Linked DNA regions of Homo sapiens: region 2 is linked to region 1. Evidence: read pairs that join two places in POLR2A ChIA-PET (ENCODE). Cell type or tissue: OCI-LY7. All regions are shown on one strand. Each heading gives the region's core, and the rest is flanking DNA. Links, peaks and the distances in the headings are about the cores only.

What was found. Peaks named below come from ENCODE experiments on the same cell type or tissue, not always from the same donor. Only the 100,000 strongest peaks of a DNase experiment are listed, where the experiment ranks them.
Region 2: POLR2A ChIA-PET joins it to region 1 with 7 read pairs; 7 of 35 experiments call an interaction of 5 or more read pairs at or near these places.

Annotation. Positions count from the first base shown.
Region 1 is chr1:183,477,142-183,487,829 of GRCh38, reverse strand. All of the region lies in intron 1 of SMG7 (SMG7 nonsense mediated mRNA decay factor), which reads right to left. Among named protein-coding and RNA genes, the nearest start is that of SMG7, 10 kb to the right of the region's middle. RefSeq lists an enhancer at 6,830-6,909. In OCI-LY7, for the core only: no CTCF peak of the experiment used is centred there; a DNase peak (open chromatin) is centred at 6,769; H3K4me3 peaks cover 3,908 bases; H3K27ac peaks cover 4,000 bases.
Region 2 is chr1:183,596,797-183,607,484 of GRCh38, reverse strand. It overlaps a transcript of NCF2 not described here. Among named protein-coding and RNA genes, the nearest start is that of NCF2, 12 kb to the right of the region's middle. RefSeq lists enhancers at 2,716-2,805, 2,957-3,251, 7,596-8,095. In OCI-LY7, for the core only: no CTCF peak of the experiment used is centred there; no DNase peak of the experiment used is centred there.

The sequences.
Region 1 (10,688 bases), core at 4,450-8,449:
ACCTGCTTCCCATTATATATTTACCAGCTTCATTTGCAGCTAGTGTACAGACACATAATTCAGGCTCCATCAACAAACACATCAACCCCACATTTAAGTGTGAACTAATGAGAGAAAGTGGGGACTGTGGCTAATCCATTCTGGATAGCAGCAGCAAGCACATCCAATTTCCAATAGGGCCAGCATGAGTGGTGTTAGGATCAGGGATGCAAAGTAACTGACACAATCAAGGTTCTGCAAAGTGTCTTCACAGGCTGAGTTCTATGATGTGATTTGAGGCACTGTTCCAGGCTGTATAGCTATTGTGGAAAGCAGAATAATGGCTCCTTAGAGATGTCCACATCCTAATCCCAGAACCTTGAATTTTATCTACAACAGGGATTTTTCAGGTGTGATTAGTTAAGGATTTTGAGAAAGGGAGAGTGTATTGAATTATCTGGGTGTGTCCAATGTGATTACAAGGATCTTTCTAAGTGAAAGAGAGGCAGGAGAGTCAGAGAAAGAGTGGTGGGGGAAGTAGAATATAGAGTAATGTGACTACTGGCTTTGAAGATGGAAGGGGGCCATGAGCTAAGGAATGTGGGCAGTCTGAAAAGCTGGAAAAGGCAAGAAAAAGGATTTTCCTCCTAGACACTCTAGAAGGAATGGCACCTTGACTTTAGCCTGGTAGGACCCATTTTGGACCTCTGACCTCCAGAACTGTTGTGTGTTTTAACCCCACCATGGTGGTAGTAATTTGTTAGAGCAGGAAAAGGAAACGAATACCGCTACTGGTCCTACATCTCCAGCCCTTTCACCGCTTAAGTGAGCCAGTGTTTTTTCTGTTCCTTGCAACTAAAAACCTAATAAACTCCTGTATTCTTCAATTCTTACATCTACAGTGTTATCAGCATTTCTTTAAAAAGACAGTGACCAGCCTGAGCAACCTGGAGAGACCCATCTCTACGAAGAAAAAAATTCCAAAATTAGCTGGGTGTGGTGGCGTGCGCCTGTAGTCCTAGCTACTCAGGAGGCTGAGGTGGGAGGATCATTTGAGCCTGGGAGGTAGAGGTTGCTGTGAATACGTGACTGGAGTCCAGCCTGGGTGACACAGTGAGACCCTGTCTCAGAAAAAAAGAAAAGGCCAGGTGTGGTGGCTCACGCCTGTAATCACAGCACTTTGGGAGGCCAATGCAGGTGGATCACGAGGTCAGGAGTTCGAGACCAGCCTGACCAACATGGTGACACCCCATCTCTACTAAAAACACAAAAATCGGCCAGGCGTGGTGGCGGGCGCCTGTAATCCCAGCTACTCAGCAGGCTGAGGCAGGAGAATCGCTTGAACCCAGGAGGTGGAGGCTGCAGTGAGCCGAGATGGCACCACTGCACTCCAGTTTGGGCAACAAAGTAAGAATCCGTCACACACAAAAAAAAGGCCTGTGACACAGTTTATACAGTTTTTGCTTCTTTTCATTGCTTAAGTCAAGTGTGCTTGGTTTTATGTAACAATGAAGAATAGTACTAATTATTCAGACTCTACCATTCCTTGAAGACTGAATATGTCAATTACTCTGAGAAATTCACGTAATTCAAAATGTTTGCAGTAAGTGCAATCTCATATATTATTAGCCAACATTTACTGGGTGTCAGTATGGTTCTAAGGTTGTCCCAAAATAATTAAGAGAAAGCCCTCCTCTTAAATGACAACATGAGAACAACATGGTGCACACACAAAAGAGAAACATCTACTCATTTACCTGAGAAAATTCTAAGATGATCCAAAGAAAGACTTTCTGGAAGAAGGAAATTTTCAAGAGCAATGTAAAGTCATATGAAAGAAAGAAATTAAGACTGGGAAGTGAGTAAAGGAAAGCTGTCCCTTTTCCTAGTTAACCACAGTCTTGCTGTCTCAATTTCAGGTAACAATAAATTTCCAAGGGTAAACATTAAATTCAAAGATATCAGGTCACATATAAAGTATAGCTTTAGTAATCTGTTACTTTTTAAAAGTTACATTGAATTTTCCTTTAGAAGCAAGTTATTATCCAAGATTTAAATTTCATACATGCAAAATTATAATCCTCAGTGTCAGAAGCTGGCACCTAAACATCTCTATGTAATAACCAAGTCAGTGAGGAAAATGGAATCCAAATCTTCTGCAGTGAAGTTATCCACAAAAACTGGCAAGTCATTCACTACTTGTACTATTAGCCCTGATAGGTCAAAGTTATTTTCCCCCATAATAGCTGGTTCTCAATATTCCCCAGTGTTCTAGGAAATAAACTGTATCTAAGTAGTGATACTAACTAAAGACAAAACCTGCAGAAAGAACAGCTATAATAAGGGAGGAATAGCAGGTCAACTAGTCAGTAAGATAAAGCAATCTAAATGAATTAATTTCAAATATACAAGAAAAACTTATCTCCCCTAAGTAAGTTTTTTGGCAAAACTACCCGGCCCACTTCCCGCTTATTATCTACAAAGAAAAAGTGCATTAGGAAGGTTGACACTGATGAGAAGAGTGTTCAGATTATATATGTTTATAATTCTACATATTACATTATGTTTTATATAAACAAAAATAAAATAAAAATAAAATCATACAATCCTAAGCAAATAAGATTATAAAACTATACAGATACAGATAGAATCAGCCTGATATCTAGGTTCAAAACCCAGCTCTGCCACTTTCTGCATGTATGTCTCCTATGCCTGTTTGCCTAGCTGTGTAACAGAGCAATAATAGTATACATCTACTATTCAAAGAGTTAATAAACACACAATATTTGGAATACTGTCTGGCACAACATAAAAGTGCTGGCTATTACTACTAACAATCATGTCAAAAGAACAAACAAACAGCCTCTCTGTGAAGTTATTCCTTATTGCTAGTCTATACAAGCCTCAATGTCAGAACTGAAAAAAGAAAAGGTATGTCAGTGTATGCCAGATTACATGCGAATGGAAGCTAACCCAGAAGCTATATGGCAGATGGTCTAAGAGTATAATAAGCCTTTCAAACAACAGGTCAAAATGATTACTAAAAACATTATTTATAAAATAATAAAATCACATACCAAAAAATTTTTAGATAAAGGATATTAACTCAGGAGTCTCCTAAGTTTCACAAAGATTAATATTAAAGGATATACCTATATGGCCACATCAGGATATACTGCACACCTCTCCCAAATCCAACACAAAAGCAAGTAACCCTCATACAAAGGAAATGCTAACAATTCCCTGTTAGCATTTAAAGGGAGAGAGAATTGTTCCTGGTGACACATTCTTGAGAACTGCCATCACTTGTAGCTTCAAATCAGCTGCCAAAAATAGTGGAAAGACTAATTGTTATTTCAGGTATAAAGAAACAGCACAGGTAACAAAAAAGCAGAAAGCATGAGGGTTATTGTGGTATGAGCTGGCCCTCTATCGGTGAGTTCCTCATCCATGGATTCAACCAATTGTAGACCAAAAAAAAAAAAAAAAATTTTTTTTCAGAAAAAAATAACAATTTTTTAAAATACAAATTAAAAAGCAATATAGTGTAACAACTTTTACATTGTATTACATATTGTAAGTGATCTAGAGATGATTTAGAGTAGACAATGTATGCAGGTTATGTGCAAGTACTATGCCATTTTATATAAAGGAGCACCTACAGATTTTGGTATTGTGGGGGTCCTGGAACCAATCTCCCACGGCTATGGAGGGATTATACTGTGTCTATCTTCTCATGTAATTCTCCTAGTAATTCTACCATGGTCATTTTACAGGTAGCCAAGGTAAAAAACTAGAGAGCTTCAAGGTTACATTGCTAGTATATAATAGGGATCTGAACTCAGGACAACCAAAATACAAATTAAGCCAGTCTTAATTCAAACTCCTTGGCTCATTCAACTTGCTATGCCGTGCCGCTGTCTTAGGGAGCCAAAAAGACCTGTGTATGCGTTTAAACAACCAAATTAATATATTACATTAGAAAACCAGAAAGCAATTAATCTGTTACATTATTTTCCTTTCATAAACCAGAATTTATGGCCAGTATGCCTTATTATTTGAGTTGTGGTTCTTAAAATGGTCTAACCTTTTTTCATCAAAAAACAAAACTAATGATTATTTCAGACAAGGTATAATACTGTCATTTTGGTTACTTAAACAGAAATTGAGGAATATGATTTCATAGAATTAGATGTTAAAAGTACAAAAATTTCACCTCATAATATATTACACAAGTTGTATGTATGCACACACACAAAATTCTGCAGATGTCCTAAGACACTCTTTAATGTCCAAATTTATCCTATGGTGGTTCTCTCAACACTATGCTTTTTTACTTTTTTCACCAGTAATAAAAAAAATTTCAAGTAAGCAGTCTTTAACTCATTTTTCTCTTTGAATACCATCTTCCAGTTGCATTTTCCTTTGATTACCTCACTACTAATTATCTCATTACTGTACAGTATCTCAAAGATAATCTGGTTAGGTGATCACCTGATACAAAAGTAAATAATTCGTAACCTTTCTAAGAGGCAGTATTAGTAAAACAGACACATCCATTATACTGTATCCCAACTAACACAGCACTGAAATACTATTATATGTCTTTGGGAAGGAGAAGGAAAGAAAAAGAACTCAACTTCTGCGATCTGAGAAAAGAACCCAAAGAGTTTTGGGAAACAGATGAGAATATTAATGCAATATAGCAGTTATAACAGACTTTCAGAATCATGCTTGTCATTTAAGACAAGACACAACAGTAGGAAAATGCCATCAAGAACTGTGAGAACAAAACACTAATCATCAAAGGGTCTGCAAAGTTTTTCTTCTTTATGACTTGAAAAAGTTAAATCCAAAGACACTTCACTTAACCTTAGTAACTAAAGATTTCTGATATTTCCCCCTAATGCTGTAGAACTTCTCCTTCCCACAACTCTACCTCCATTCTACCTCCTTATCTCAAGGTGAGGATTCTATAAATGAAGTCCTATTAGCCCAAAGCTGTTTTCAGAATTACATGTACATTAGTCCTCCATTATCCATGGGAGATGACTCTGTGGATGCCTGAAACTTCAGGTGGTAACAAACACTATATATACCACTTTTTTCCTATACAGATTTACCTATGATAGTTTAACTTATAAATTAGGCACAGTGAGAGACTAACAATAGCTAATAATAAAATGGAATAATTATGACATAAGCTATAATAAGTTATGTGAACATGGTCTCTCACTCTCTCAAAATATATTGTACTGTACTCACCTATTTTCTGACCACCTACTTTTAGTTACCATTGACCACAAGGTAACTAAAACCATAATTAAGGGAGGACTACTGTACTCACTAACACTGTCATCATTTCCCACGTAATCATTTAATAATGTTCCAAATAGCTATTTTTTTTTTTTACCTAAGATGAGGCTACTTACAAAAGTAGGGGGAGGAAATCTAAATCTTTACATATCTCAAGAGGAAGTACTGTAGGCATTATATAAATCTTTCTCTCTTGTGTCTCCCTATTCCAGTAGGAATGTGCATAACACACACCAGCTACTCAAATATAAACTGCTCCCTTAAGATTAATGACCAGGTTCACTGAAAAAAACCTTAGACCCCCCACCCCCACACAAAAAAATGCAGAATGAGATATGGACTAATCAAAATCTCTAATTTATATGGCCTAATGTGACTGGTAGTCTCAATCTGATCATAATGTTTACATCAACCAAACTCAGTCATTCCTAGTATCAGGATTCTTTTAGAGTTCTTCAAACACACTGCACTGAGGCATTTACTCATTTTGTTCTTTGCCTGCTATACTCTTCTTTTTTACCTGGCTAATCCTGCTCATCCTTTTAAAATTCAGCCCACAGGGAATGGTGGCTCATGGCTATAAATCTAAGCAACTTGGGAGGCTGAGGCAAGAGGATCACTTGAGGCAAGAGGATCACTTAAGGCCAGGAGTTCAAAACCAGCCTGGGCAACAGAGCGAAATCCTGTCTCTGAGAAAAATAAAAAAATAAGTAAAACTGAACTCTGGTGTTCAACTCCAGAAGCTTTCCCTAAACCTCCTATGCAGGAAAAGTTCCACTTCCCTTAGTACACTCATGGAATTCCTTGAAAACATTTCACACTGTATTTACTACATTATATTGAAATATTTGTGCCACATCTGTCTCCCTCAGGAGCCACTATCCTAAAGAGTAAGTATCGGTTCATTTTTATATTCTCAGAGCCTAGCACTGGCATACGGTAAATAGTCCTAAATGTTTTGCAAAAACAAAACAAAAGCATGACAATTTTATTTAACACCAATTATGTACACTGTACATTTAAAAGATGCTGAAACATGGTCTCAACCATACTTAGTCTAGCTGCAGAGATAAGTCACATATAAAAAAAGAGATCATTACAAAATTAAGAAATTACAAGTACCAAATGACTAAGATACAGGAAATGCTACAAAGTTTAAAGAATGCAGAAATCACCAGAGTACACAAGGAAGTCTTCACAAAAGAAGGTGAAGTTTAAGCTAAGCTAGTACAGTGTGGCACTTCCCACATGGGAAATGACATGGGAAGAGAGATTTAAGCAGGAATGCATATGCCATGATTAGAAAACAATGAGATTACTCTGGCTAAGGCAGTTGGTTTCTATCAGGGAGTAAGAAGATATCATGAGGCAGAGGTAGGTGCAGGTCATTTTATGGAAGGCCAACAATACCAGATAAATGAGTTTAAGGAAGTGAAAGCCATATACAAATACTTTTTCAAGACTATTAATATAGAAGCAACGCAAAGATTAATTGGCAGGGGGACAGGTGGTAAAGAACCTGAAAAAGAACCAGAATTTGTTAAACACATGTAAACCTTTGTTAACACTGACAGCAATTTTAGGAGATCAATGTTCCGTTTTACAAATAAAGAAATCAAGACACAGAAATGTTAAGTTGTTAGCCCACACAGAAAGTAGCAGATGGTGCTTAAAGCCCCAGATCAATGCTTCCTTCTTGATGCTTGCAGGAAGAAATGCAGGTAAGGTAACAGTAGGAAGAATTTTTCAAAAGAATGGGCAATGTAATTAGAATCATGAAATCTTGATGCTAAACGCAACAGAGCTCAGAACACCCTGTAAAGCCTCTGTGTATATACCACTGCCAGTATGAACTATTTGGTAATTGAGTACTTACTTGTATGCCCAGTGAAACTACTTGAGGGCACAGTCTCTTTTTATCCCCAGGGACCTGGGATATAGCATGGCCCAAACTGAATGTTTATTGGTGGAATGGATAGAAGGACAGATACAAGAGAGGGGGACACACAGAGGAAGGAAAACAAAAGTGTGAGTTTGAGGGAAAGGAAAACAATCAGTAAATGAATTTGGCCACCGTGAGGTCTTTGGCACCTTTGGAAATGGTAATTTCAATAATGTACTCAGAAAAAAATGGACTGATAGCAAGGGATTAAGGAAAAGTAGATGGTAACTAAAGGAAAAACATAGGTTAGGGCAAACTTGAAACGCTTGGCCATAAAACAAAGGTAAAGAAGGACAGAACTTGAAAAGAAAAATCAGATCAGGAAGGCCTTTTAAAGGAAAATTGAGATTGGTTCACAGAAAGTAAGATCGGTAAAGGGAATAATTTAAAAGAAGAGAGCGACACAAGTGAAAAAAGATCCTGAAGGATGGTAAACATTAAAGAGTACAGTTAAAGGAAGGGATTCTGTAGGATCCTGCCTGACCAAATTCCTTTTCCCTTTTTGAGGCCTACAGCAGCCACCAAATCTTTGAACTACCACTTCCACATCACCACTTCTCTGTCCATAAACCTACCTTATCTAAGAAAAACTTAGATGTGGTCAGCATACTAATTAATGCAATGTATTAAGTGAGTGAATCAATTTTTAAAAAACTTATTTGGAATAAAGGAGCCATGAGTTGTTCTTCCCGCCTGAAATGGCAATTTGCCCAATATCCACTTATTAAAATCCCATCCATCTTTCAATGTACAAACCAAATCTCACCTCCTCAAAGACACCCTCTCCACCCCATCTCCACCTCTGTTGGAATAAACTTCTTGCCTATACTTACATAATACCTTTGACCTACTATTATAGCTACTTAAATGTCTTTCTTTTAATTTGCCAAAGGCATAACCCCGGTAATTGTGCTCTATACAATAAGTATTCAATAATTGCCAGTAAAAGAACACAGATTTAAGAAATTAAAATATGTACAAATGTTTATGGATAATGTCTGCCTATGGTAACTAGCCTATTACTACCTAAAAGAAAACTGAAAAGAAAATCCAATCTGTGGCTTAGAGGAGAAAACAAGAAAATGAACCCATGCAGTGCATATATATCTTTACTACATATATTTTCTAAATCAGTGGTTCTCAACTGGGGGTGAATTTACAATCCAGGGGACATCTGGCAATGTGTGGACATTTTTTATTGTCACGATTGCAAGGGAAGATACTGGCATTTAATGGATAGAGGCCAGGGATGCTGCTGAACGTCTTACAATGCTCAAGACAACCCACCACAACAAAGAACTATCTGGACCAAGTCGTCAATAAGTGCCAAGGTTGAGAAATCCTGTTGTAAATGAAACAGACAAGAAAAAAACCCAAAGCTGCCACATAGTCTACTTGAGATTCCTAAAATTTTCTTAGACAATTAGTAGAATCACCTCCTCTTTCCACTGACTAAAAACTGGGTCTAAGGGAGAGTAAAAACAATGTTCCTAAGCAGCTCCATTTACACACTAACAAAAAAAGAGCTGGTTACAAGCTGTCACTTACCATGTGACATACCTGCCAAAATTCCACTCTTATATTTCCTTGTAAATGCTTAGTTACAATTTCCCAGACAGCTGATAAGTCTATTCATAACAATACAGCAACTAAACTAAAATATGGCTTGACTGCAAAACTTTAATGGCAATATATAATGGCCATCTGCCAATATACCTACAAACAGATGAATAATCCACTATCTACAAGACGTATGCTTTATAATTTATTCTCTACACAAGATCAATTAAACTAACCCATCTAAACTTTCAGGCACTCATTCATGACACTAATACAAAAATTTGAAAGGCTAGCCGGAGGCAGGAAACAATTTTTCTCAAGTATAAAACACACCAGCCCTTTTAAAGTGTGAACCACTCTCCACCTCAAAACTGCCTCATGAAACTTGCAATACTAGTGGGTCCAGATCTTACTGTAACACATCCATTAAAAACAACAACATAAAACTCAGCAATTGCTTCTTCTACCATGAAGGCAGAAGACCACAGCTGTTAGAAAGCAAAGAAATGAAACCTAAGATAGGACAGGAAGTATACATTTTGAATCCAAATGAAACCACAAGGGAAGCAGAAATTAACTGCCAAAATAATTTAGTCAGACAATATCCAAGCAGGTAATAAGCTATTAACACTGTTATAACAAAGACTTATAAGCCTAAAGAGACAGTCATTCATTCAAAAAATGTCACCACCTTTGGCTGATATTCCGGGACAAAAGCTACTTTACATTCTGTAAAGCATGTACCTGGTGGAAAGGAAGGGGATGGGGCAGGTGAAGAAGACTTCGTGGACCACATGGACTAAAATCAGCATGTGCTCTAAGACTTCTAGAAGCTTCAGGATACAGTGACTATCTGATCTAGCATTACTAGACTCTTCTAGAACCTGGAGACCATCCTATTTATATATTCCTCCCAATGCTCCCACTATCTTCTCTGTTCCTCTCCCCAGGCTAGGATAAGGCTTAGCTTGCTACTTTATCCAGCCTTATCTCCACTATCTCTCTGTTTCAAGATTTATAGTGATACATTTTTATTTTATACCATATTGGATATTTTACTTCCTATTTAAATGACAACCATTTTTCTGCTGGCTTAGAAAACAACCCTGTGGCTGTTATATTAGTAACAAAACTTCTGACAAGTGAGCCACTGAGATGCAGCGTCTTCACTATACATGTATCATACAAAAAATATATGTATATATACACACATATGTGCATAGACACATATACATATATGTATACATACACACATACACACATGTATATATGCACACATATGCACACACATGTATATATGCATATATACACATGCACACACGTATATATGCATATATACACATATGCACACACGTATATATGCATATATACACATATGCACACACGTATATATGCATATATACACATATGCACACACGTATATATGCATATATACACATATGCACACACGTATATATGCATATATACACATATGCACACACGTATATATGCATATATACACATATGCACACACATGTATATATGCATATATACACATATGCACACACGTGTATATATGCATATATACACATATGCACACATGTATATATGTATATATACACATATGCACACATACACACACACACACACACACAAAACAAAACAGATACTTTCTGGACCTTTCCTGTAAAGGAGTCTAACAGTAGGAATCCACTTCAAGTGGATCTCACTGAAACACTCACAGCATAGGAAGAAATTAGAGACAAAAGAGAATAGTGAAGGAAGAAAAGGAGGAAAGTTGAAGGGAGCATAGAGTATGAACAGTGGCTCCCACAATGGCAGCAGAAGTCATTCGGTGGCACCTGTGCCACCTTTTATAACAGGATTTGACCTGTTTGACTGGTATTCCCTA
Region 2 (10,688 bases), core at 2,848-6,847, 120 kb before region 1:
GTCCTCTGCAAAAGGACATTTCCTGTTTGTGAACTGTGCGGTGCTCTTCCTCAGGCCCGGTAGGCCAACCCCACTGTGTGTCTGGGTGTCCAGCTGGTACCCAGTTTGCTCTAGAACCTAGAATCTGAAAACAGCTCAGTGGGAACATCAGCAGATGACACAGATTTTTTCCAGAGAGTTAAAATGAAAGTCCCAGGGTGCCAAGATTCATCTGCTTCTTCCTCAGGCAGAGAAAATCTAAGTAGTTGAGTGTCTCTATGTGGCTTTGGCAAATTACATTAGCAGGACTTTATTTGTAGTTTCACAAATAATCTCGGGAAAGCTAGAAGGCACCAAACTCCAGTCCTACTATTAAAGAGCAGGACAATCAGATCCTCTGCCTAGATTTTCTTTTGTCTTTTATTTGTTTGTTTTAGACAGGGTCTCACTCTGTAGCCCAGGCTGGAGTGTAGTGCCACAATCATGGCTCACTGCAACGTCAACCTCCCTGGCTTACAAGATCCTCCTACCTCAGCCTCCCAAGTAACTGAGACTACAGGTGTGTGCCACCACACTGGGCTAATTTTTTTAATTTTTTATTTGTAGAGACAGGGTCTCATTTTGTTGCTCAGGCTGGTCTCGAACTCCTGGGCTGAAGTGATCCTCCTGCCTCAGCCTCCCAAAGTGCTGAGATTACAGCCTCCCAAAGTGCTAGGCACACCTGCCCCCCGCTGCCTACCTTTCTGTCAAGATGTCCCAGCCCAAGCCAGGGAAGAAATCTGGGAACGTGCAGGTGGCCCTATGGGATTTGAAAAGGCAGTTAGGTCCAGGGAGCTCACTGACAGCATGGATGGAGCTACAGGCCCAGCTCCCTTCAGCCAGCACCTTTGAGGCTGAGGCAATGGGGTGAGCTCTTAGGAGGCCAGCACCACAGCTCAAACAGGAAAAACACAGCACCATGCCAGGAACTCCAAATTCCAAATGTCTTGGACATTTTTAAAAGGAGTCCCTCCTTATCCATGCTTTCATGGCTTTCATATCCATGCTTTCCTTAACCATGCTTTCATATCCATGGCTATTTTGTATTTATTTTTACATGTATTTACCTTTACAGAAACTTGTTTTGGTCCCCATGGTAAGGAAACATTTCTAGTTTATTTAAACTTTTAAATGTTAGGAGGCAAGGCTGTGAATTCAAGTATGAAGTCCCTCAAGATACAATGTGCCCTAGCAGGCTCTCATGCTGACTTCTCCTGCTCCCAACCTCTTCCCCAGTTGCCAAGTTCTGGCCTTAGTCCCTGCTACCCTCAAGAAATGACAGCTTTTGTACTTGTGTCAGTAGAAGGGTTTGGGTCTATCAGGTCATGGATCAGAATTTTAGAACACTTCTAAGGGCCAAGTCATTCCCTGCCCTAGGCAGAATAGCATCTCTGCTTTTATTGTTTGTTTGCTTGTTTGCTTTTCAAGACAAGGTCTCTGTCGCCCAGGGTGGAGTACAGTGGCAGGATCACCACGGCTCACTGCAGCCTCAACTTCCCAAGGCTCAGGTGATCCTCCTGCCACAGCCCCCTGAGTAGCTGTAACTACAGGCACATGCCATTGCATCCGGCTAATTTTTGTATTTTTTTGTAAAGACGGGGTTTCATCATGTTGCCCAGGCTGGTCTTGAACTCCTGAGCCCAAGTGATCTGCCTGCCTTGGCCTCCCAAAGTGCTGGGATTACACGGGTCAGCCACTCACTGTGCCTGGCCCATCATGTTTGTTCTTAATAGGAAAAAATAACCAGGTTTATGGCTGAAATGTCTTTGACATGCTTTGGATTCCAGGAAAGAAAAAAATAAAATGTATTTAGATTCAATGAAATGCTGGGGAGGTGGCAATTTCTCTTTCCCTCTTCTCTACAGAGCACAGATTGGCTTTAGAGTCAGACAAACCTGGGTTTAATCCTCATCATTTATGAGGTCTGTAACCTTAAACAAGTGATTAATACTTAACCTAAGAATTAGCTTCTTTTACTATCAATGGATTTGGGTAAGGAACAAATGAAATGATGCATATCAAGCACTTCAGAGCTTTCTTGGCACATAAGAACTTATAGAGAATAACTGTTACTGCCAGGACCTCTCCTGCCCCTGAAGGATTCTAAGCCTCTGCAGCCACAGCAATCAGATATATAATTGTCTTCAGGGCAAAGCTTGCAAATATGGACTCAGGCTCACCTTTGGGGAGCCACCATGACAATGGGCAGTGACAGTAGAAAAAGAGGTTGTAGCGGAGAAGGTGTCGGGCAGGTCCTGCTCATTTTTGGCAGAGGCCTGAGAACTCTGCACACAGTTGGTTTCAGCCTTCTGTTCCCCAGCCTTCTCTAAAGTAAAGAGAGAACATGGGTAGACGTGTGCCCTTCCCACTTCCGCACACCTATTTGGGGAGGACTTAACGCTGGTTGGCTGCAGCCATCACTTCCTCTCCACATCCACACTGCCTTTGAGGCACGTCCTACATCCTAACTTCTGTGTCCGGAAGAGGGGAAGTGCATGTGGAACATGGCTGCTTCTTTACCTCAGACCTCGGCTCCGTGCAGCTGGGGTCTGAAGAGCCCCTGAGTCCCTGTGACTTGACACTGACTCCTGTGAGGCCGTAGAGATTTCTCAGCTTATTTGGTGAACTTTGTTGGAAATGAGTTGGGGTTTTGGCCTAATTTAGCTGCCGAGTTCTGTTTAGGAGGAAGGCAACTAATGAAGATGCAGAAAGGGGAAGAAAAAACATGTTTCATCATGGGAAAGGTGTTACCACAGACTGACCAAAGTTTCAGAAAGACTCAAGCCTACACAGGCTTGGGAGCCCAGTGTGAGGAAGACACAGAGGCAGAGGGGCGGGGGCTGCAGACCCAGGGTTGCCCTTCTCCTGGGCTACTCCACCTGTGGGCAGCATGATTTCTTCCTTTTCACAGTTCAGGGAGAGCATCCAGCCCTTCTATCCTCTCAGCCCCCACTATCTCCTCAGCTCTTCACAACCTGACTTCCGCCTCCTCTGCCCACTGCCCCAGCTCGGCCATGACGTCATCATGGTCTTCAGCTTCCCCTCCCCTCCAGCAGCTCTCCGCACCGTCCACCTCCCTCCTTGAAGAGCTGAGTCAGATGTGGCTGACCGCAGTGGTCTCACCTTCCTCCTGCCTCTCTGACATTTTCCCACAGTCTCCACTGGCTCCTTTTCCCCAGGGCTCCAGCTGTCTTTAATTAGGGCCTCCCCAAAGTTCAGTCCCCATTTATTAAAGGCCATATCAGTTGTCTTCAGATTTCTGCTCTCGGGAGACAATATGGCCAGAAGCATGCCTTGAGAGTCACTTGTATGAAAGTGTAGGGGTGGATGAGGTTACCACTCCATTTCCTGTGGCAGTCACGGGTGTCACCAGCCTCCCAGTCACTCTCCTTTGTCTCCATGTGAAATGCCACATTGTATTTGGCATTTATCCACATCCATCCTCTCTTCCTGTGGCTGCCTTAGCATTATTTCTTGCCTGAAATATTGCAATAGCTTCTTGTATGTTTCTTTGCTCTGCTAGAAACCACTTCTCTAGAATTCAGGACACCTCTCCCCCATCTTCCTTCCACCATTCTACGTCCCAGCGGACAGAAGTGGAAGGAGAGAGCAAGAGAGAATCTGGAAAAGCAGTGGATATAATAAAGAGATGTCCACAGCTGGGTGCGTTGGCTCACGCCTGTAATCCCAGCCCTTTGGGAGGCCAAGGCGGGCGGATCACCTGAGGTTAGAAGTTCGAGACCAGCCTGGCCAACGTGGTAAAACCCCGTCTCTACTAAAAATACAAAAATTAGCCGGGCGTGGTGGCAGGTGCCTGTCTGTACTCCTAGCTACTTGGGAGGCTGAGGCAGGAGAATCGCCTGAACCTGGGAGGCAGAGGTTGCAGTGAGCCGAGATCATGCTGTTGCACTCGAGCCTGGGCAACAAGAGCAAAACTCCATTAAAAAAAAAAGAGATGTCCACTTACTAAGCAGATTGTACTAAGCAGACAATCCAAACAGGGAGGCGGAGAAGTATGAGAAACTGTTTAGTGACAAATGACAATCAATTCTAAAGTAGAAAGTCCAGTGTTCTGTGTGAAAGGGGACTTCCACAGCATTTAATGACCCTGGACTATGTCATGAACTATATGGCTTTAATAGTACTGCAGTGTGATGAACTATTCTGCAAACCTTTTGCGTGCTAGGAATTCTAAGGATGAAATGGCTACAGAGCAAACTGCAGCTGAGAGAAAACTGCTTGGAGTTTGGACAGAGGTGGAATTGAGTGTCCACAGGCCAGCTGAGGAGGTGGTACCCAGCACTCTATGAACCCTTCGCTCAAGTCAGCCTGGAGTAGGAGGTGGGAATGTCAGGACAGAGGACTAACACCCCATGAAACAAACAAAGGCTATGCTCATTTTTCTGTCATAAATTTCAGTCTCACAATAAACCAGCAAGTTAGGCATTGCTCTATAATCACTTTGCAGATGAGGAAACTGAAGCTTTTGAGAATTGGAGGGACTTGTGAAAGTTCACTCGGGTAGCACAAAACACAGTCAGGATTTGAATCCAGGATTTCAGACCCCAGGCATGTTGCTTCCTTGGTCTAAACACAGAATAAGCGGGGAACAGGCAGTTAAGTGCTTCCATAGAGCTCAGGGGCCTAATGGGGAAAAACATCACCAAGGTGCCTCCAGACCCAGGCTCTGATCAGTGAAGACCCCCCAGAATACCCAGGGGAAGTTGGTACTAGCCTCCCAAAGCCACTCTCCTGAGTGACATTGAGAGCATCCTATAGAGAAGGCCATGAGAGAGATAGCACTGGGACAGATGGTGTCAGCAGAGGGGACTCCAGACCACAGCAGAAGTGACCAAGCTTTAGCTTCCTTAGATGGCCCCAAGGGTGGGAGGCTTCACACAGCAGTAACCTTCAAGAGCAATAGGAGGCAGTTGGTAGGTGGAGGTGGATGATAGGAGGGAGGAGGCCATGTGTGAGTGCTTACAGAATTTGCAGGGTCTCCATGCAAAATGAAAATATGGGCCTCTTATTCTGAATTATTAAGAATTTTAAGATGGTGACAGCAAAGAAAGCAAGGGTGGGGACTTTCTAAGCATGGGCCCCTGTGTGACTGCACAGGTCACACACATGATTATATACTGTATCTGGCTTAATTTCAGGCTGCCATCATAAATGTGTTTATGGAGAAGGCATGTTGAAAGGGAAAGGTGCTAGCCAGAACAAAGATTCTGACTTCTCTTTCTTCCCCAAATTCACTCAGACTGGCTGAATTATAATAGCCACCAAGCAACACACCTTTCCACATAAGAAAAATGAGGCTGCAAGACTCACAGCCAGCTAGAGGAAAATCAAGATTCAAACCCAAATCCCTTAACTCAAAGCTCTCTCTTTCCCGGTACCCTACCTATGACAACTTTGAACCCTGTAAGAAATACAGACTTTAGGAGCTTCTGGTAGGGAATGTGATAATTCTGTTCTAGGTCAGTGTTTCTCAAACTCCAGCCCTTTACTTACTACTTTCATAATTTTTAGCCATATTTTCAAACCACCAATGCTGAGATTTGCTTAATATTTCTCTCTCACTGATTCATAATTTTTTTTTTTTTTTTTGAGACAGATCTCTCTCTGTCGCCCAGTCTGGAGTGCAATGGCACGATCCTGGCTCACTGCAAGCTCCGCCTCCTGGGTTCACGCCATTCTTCTGCCTCAGCCTCCAGAGTAGGTGAGACTACAGGTGCCCGCCGCCATGCCCAGCTAATTTTTTTGTATTTTTAGTAGAGACGGGGTTTCACCGTGTTAGGCAGGATGGTCTTGATCTTCTGACCTCGTGACCCACCCGCCTCAACCTCCCAAAGTGCTGGGATTACAGGCATGACACACCGTGCTCAGCCTGATTCACCATTTTAAAACCTACCCTCATTATAAAAAATGCTAATAATGAAATTGTGGATTTGGTGTGCTAGTTATACTTTTAAAAAAATGCACATTAGAATAAATAAACACTGTGACTCAGATATTCTAATTCTATAAGTTTATCCTATAAATATGTTTACAGACGTGTGAAATGATGTATATACAAGAACATTCCTCACAATATGATGATAGTATACAATTGGAGACACTGTATTGGAATTGGAAAATGGGGCACTCATTATACGACAGAAAATTACACAGCCATAAACAAAGAATGAGGAAGCTTTCTATGTACTGATAAGAGACTGTTGTTAAAGAGTGAGAAGCAGAACTTTACCTCTAATGATATGTGCGTAGAAGAGGAGGGGACAGAGGGTCTGCATTTGCATATGCTTAAAATCTTCTCTGAGGGAAGAATACCAAGAAACTAATAAAAGTGGTTTCTGATGGGCAGGAAGAGTTTGACACTGAGAGGAGGAAAATTTTTTGTATTTGTTAATTTTTGAACCATGTGAATATATTCTTTTTCCAAAAAAATTAAGGAACTAAAGTAAAACAATAAATATTATGATAAAAATGTGTGTCCATGTAGTGCCTCAAATGATCTCGCAAGCTCTTGATGGTATATATCCCTGCATGGGGAACCACAGCTCTGATGCGGTCAGTGGGATGATGGCCCTGGTGTGTGCTGTCAACCTCTCAAGTAGGTGAAAGTCCTGGACAAGCTAAGCCCAACCCTAGTGCTGAGAAGGAAGTGAAGGAACCCATCATTCTGGGAGGCTCTTCTGTCAGATGATCTGCTGATGAAGGCCATGTTGCTGACTGTCCTGAAACCCAGAAAAGAGTCTAAGCCCCAGAGTGAAGAGCCTGTGTCTCTTGGTGGAGAATGTGCAAGCCATGTCTGCGTTGGTAGTTGAACTGTGACCAGATGAAAAAAAAAAGACTGAAATAAAGACTTTCTAGACAATGTCTTCTAATCTGAGCCAAGAGTTCTGGGGAAATGGATGGGAACACTGGTCAGTTCAGAACGAGAGCCCTGGATGACAGATAATAGTTGCTATGAACAGAAGACAATCTTTGAGAGCTTGTTTTGAATTGGGGAATGGTGCCAGTTTCCTGCTCTGGCCAATAGAGAGATTACCCATGTCTCTGGCTAGGGCAGGTTGTTGAGTCAAGAACCATCTGACACAAGAGTTGGGTGCACTTCTGTTAATGCAGCCTAAGATTGCATTAGCTGTTTTGGCAACCACATGATTTTGTTGACTCATACTGAGCTTGCAGTCAATCCAAATGGCTAGGCCTTCTTCTGATGGACTGCTTTTAAGAATTGTCAAGAATTGTCATCTTCCGATGTTTGGGCAGTTGGGTTTTTAAACTTAGGAGCCGATCTTTACATTTGTCTTTATCAAACTCCATTTGGAGCTTTTGTGAATCTATATGAGTCAAGAAATATTTTAATTCTGATGTACATGTTGATACTCTCTCTCCAAACTTTGAGCTATTTGTGAATCTGATTCAAGGTGTTTATAGAAAGGTTAAAAGCACAAGGTGACATTAATATGTTAAGAAGATTCAGTGAACATAATATTTAGCCAAGTAAATTGTCTAAGGAATATCTTGGCCAAATATCTTACTGATATTGGTAGATGGCACCTTCCCAATTCACCTACCAGGAAAATCCTCTCAAAAAAAGAAAAAGAGGGCAGGGTACGGTGGCTCACACCTGTAATCCCAGCATTTTGGGAGGCTGAGGTGGGCGTTTCACCTGAGGTCAGGAGTTTGAGACCAGCCTGGCCAACATGGAGAAGCCCTGTCTCTACTAAAAATACAAAAAATTAGCCAGGCGTGGTGGTGCTCGCCTGTAATCCCAGCTACTTGGGAGGCTGAGGCAGGAGAATTGCTTGAACCCGGGAGGTGGAGGTTGCAGTGAGCAGAGATAGTGCCACTGCATTCCAGCCTGGGTGACACAGCGAGACTCCATCTCAAAAGAAAGAAAGAAAGAAAGAAGGAAAGAAAGAAAGAAAGAGAGAGAAAGAAGGAAGGAAGGAAGAAAAGAGAAAGAAAGAAAAGAGAAAGAAAGAAAGAAAGAAAGAAAGAAAGAAAGAAAGAAAGAAAGAAAGAAAGAAAGAAGGAAAGAAAGAAAGAAAGAAAAAGAGGTTTGGTTTTGTTTTGTTTTTAGAGACAAGGTCTCTGTCTACAGGCTGGAGTACAGAGGTGCAATCATAGTTCACTGCAGCCTCAAACTCCTGGGCTCAAGCAATCCTCCTGCCTCAAACTCCTGATTAGATAGGACTACAGGTGCTCACCTTGACACCCAGCTAATTTTTTTTTCTAGTAGAGATGGGATCTTGCTATGTTTCCCAGGGTGGTCTCAAACTCCTGACTTCAAGTAAATCCTCCCACTTCAGTCTCCTAAAGTGCTGGGATTACAGGCATGAGCCGCTGTACCTGGTCAAGAGTTTGTTTTGACCTGACTTATTTTGAGTAAACTCATGCTAGTTCCTAAATGTAATAGCTTCCTTTTGGTTTGTAAGTGCCTTTGTTTAATAATCTGTATTTTATAATTATTTCTAGGGCTCAGCCCATAAGTCTTTGATACCACTTCTAGAATTCACAGCTTTTAGAAGACTGGACTCATACTTGCCCATACATCCTGGCTTCCTGAATCTCAATGCTGATAAGATTTTAGGGATCACACTTACAAATTCTATCGATTCCTGGTTTTTAACGAGTCTACATTTGATAAAATGAATTTCTTTAAAGCAGCTAGCAACTTTCTCACCATCCTCTATCTGGGTCTTCAATTATCTGTATAGCTGGAAGCAAAATAGGAGCTGAGCAGTTTTGCTTTCACTCTGACATCTGTGAAAATGACACCATCTCCACCAAGCCATGACTCTCCCTCTCCCTGCTCTTCTTTCTCTGATACTAAAAAGACCTTTGTGCTGTCCTTAGTAATTTTTTTTTTTTTATGCAGCCTCAGCTCACTCTGGGCTTTGTCTTTCCTTATACTCTGCCTTTGATCTCTGCCAAGCATTTGGATTTCTCCTTGGTCAGAAGCCATGGCTTCCATCATCTGTGCATGTCTGGCCTCCTCAGAGCGTTCTCTGGGGAGTCTCATTGCCTCCCCACTTCCCTCATCTCCGTATTCCTGAGTAACACATGGTTATGTTTGTTTCTGAGAATCTCCTGTCTCTCTTTAGCAATTGATTATTTTAGAGTCTTGGGCCTGGGGCTTACATCTATTTTTCACTTTGTATTAGTCAAGTCTATTTTTTGGCATACAACAAAACTAATTACAGCAAACTTAAGCAAACACTGAAATTTATTGCAAGGGTCTAAGCTTGGGGCAGGAATTTGGATGGGGCTCAGGAAAGGCTGGAACCGGAGACTGAAAAGTTTCTGTGTCTCTTGTCTCTGCTCCTCGCTGGGCATCTGTTCCATTCTCTCTGAGTAGTCTGGCTTCCTCTGCTTTCCGGGGCCTCAGGGCACAGCATGATAGAACTGCAGCTCCTAGGTTTATACACCTCTCAGTCCTAAATCCTGAATCACAGGAGACATAACCTAATGAGGCCAGCTTGTCAGATGCCCACCAGGGTCCAACCAGCCAGGACTCAGGCAGTACAAATGTGGCCACAGGGCCTACCATCCTTCTATGGATTACACAGGCAGGTCCCAGAGAAGAGACAGGCATATACCCTAACAGATGTCCACTCTTCACTTGTTCATTCATTCAGTGATTCAGCAAATAGTTATTGTATGTCCAGACACGGTCGTTAGGGACACTACAGGGAAAGCAAAAGGGAATCTTTAAAAATTTTGTTTTGCAGAAAATCTAATCTTGCATGTTCTCACTTATAAGTGGTAGCTAAACATTGAGTATACATGAACACAAAGATGGGAACAATAGACACTGGGGACTCCAAAAGTGGGAAAGGAGACGGGTGGGCAAGAGTTGAAAAACCACCTATCGGGTACTATGTTCACTATTTGGGTGACAGGATCAATAGAAGTCCAGACCTCAGCATCCTGCAATATACCACGTGACAAACCTACACATGTACCTCCTGAATCTAAATTTTTTTAAAAAATTCTGTTCTGCTAAATAGGGGGTAGATTTCTAACTCTTCTGTGCCCCCTCCGCTTTTTTGTACAATGACGTGATCAGTTTCTACTCCTTCAACATCAGTAACTGTCTTGTTAGAGCATCATTTCCCCTTAGATACTCACTGGCTTGGGAAACACACACAAAAACTATCCTGAGACAGGAATCTTCCTAAAGAAAAAGACCCACGGAGTTTTGAACACATGTAAAAGAGATCCCTGGCTCTATGACTAGATTGCATTTAGTGAATGGGTACTCTAGACGAAAAATGCAGGACTGAAAAGGCCAACTGCATCCAAAAAGGGAAAGTTCCTAAGATATGCAGGACTAGAATCATGCCACATCAACCATATTTCTTTTTTACTTTTCAGATCAGCACATATTTATTAAGACTTTGATATAAGATGTTAGGTGCCAGTTCTGTGGAAAATGTAAAGAAATAGAAAGCCTGTTCCCTGCCCTCAAAGAACCTATTTATAGCTAGCTGGATAGATAAGGTAGAAAACAGATAATGTGATAGAGTGCTTGTGTTTTGGGGTTTGATCATAAAATGCTATAGGAATTCAGAGAAAAAAATTACTGAGACTAACTTACATCAGGGAAGACTTTACGTAGGATGTGAGTCTAAGCTGAGCTTTTACAGATGGACAGA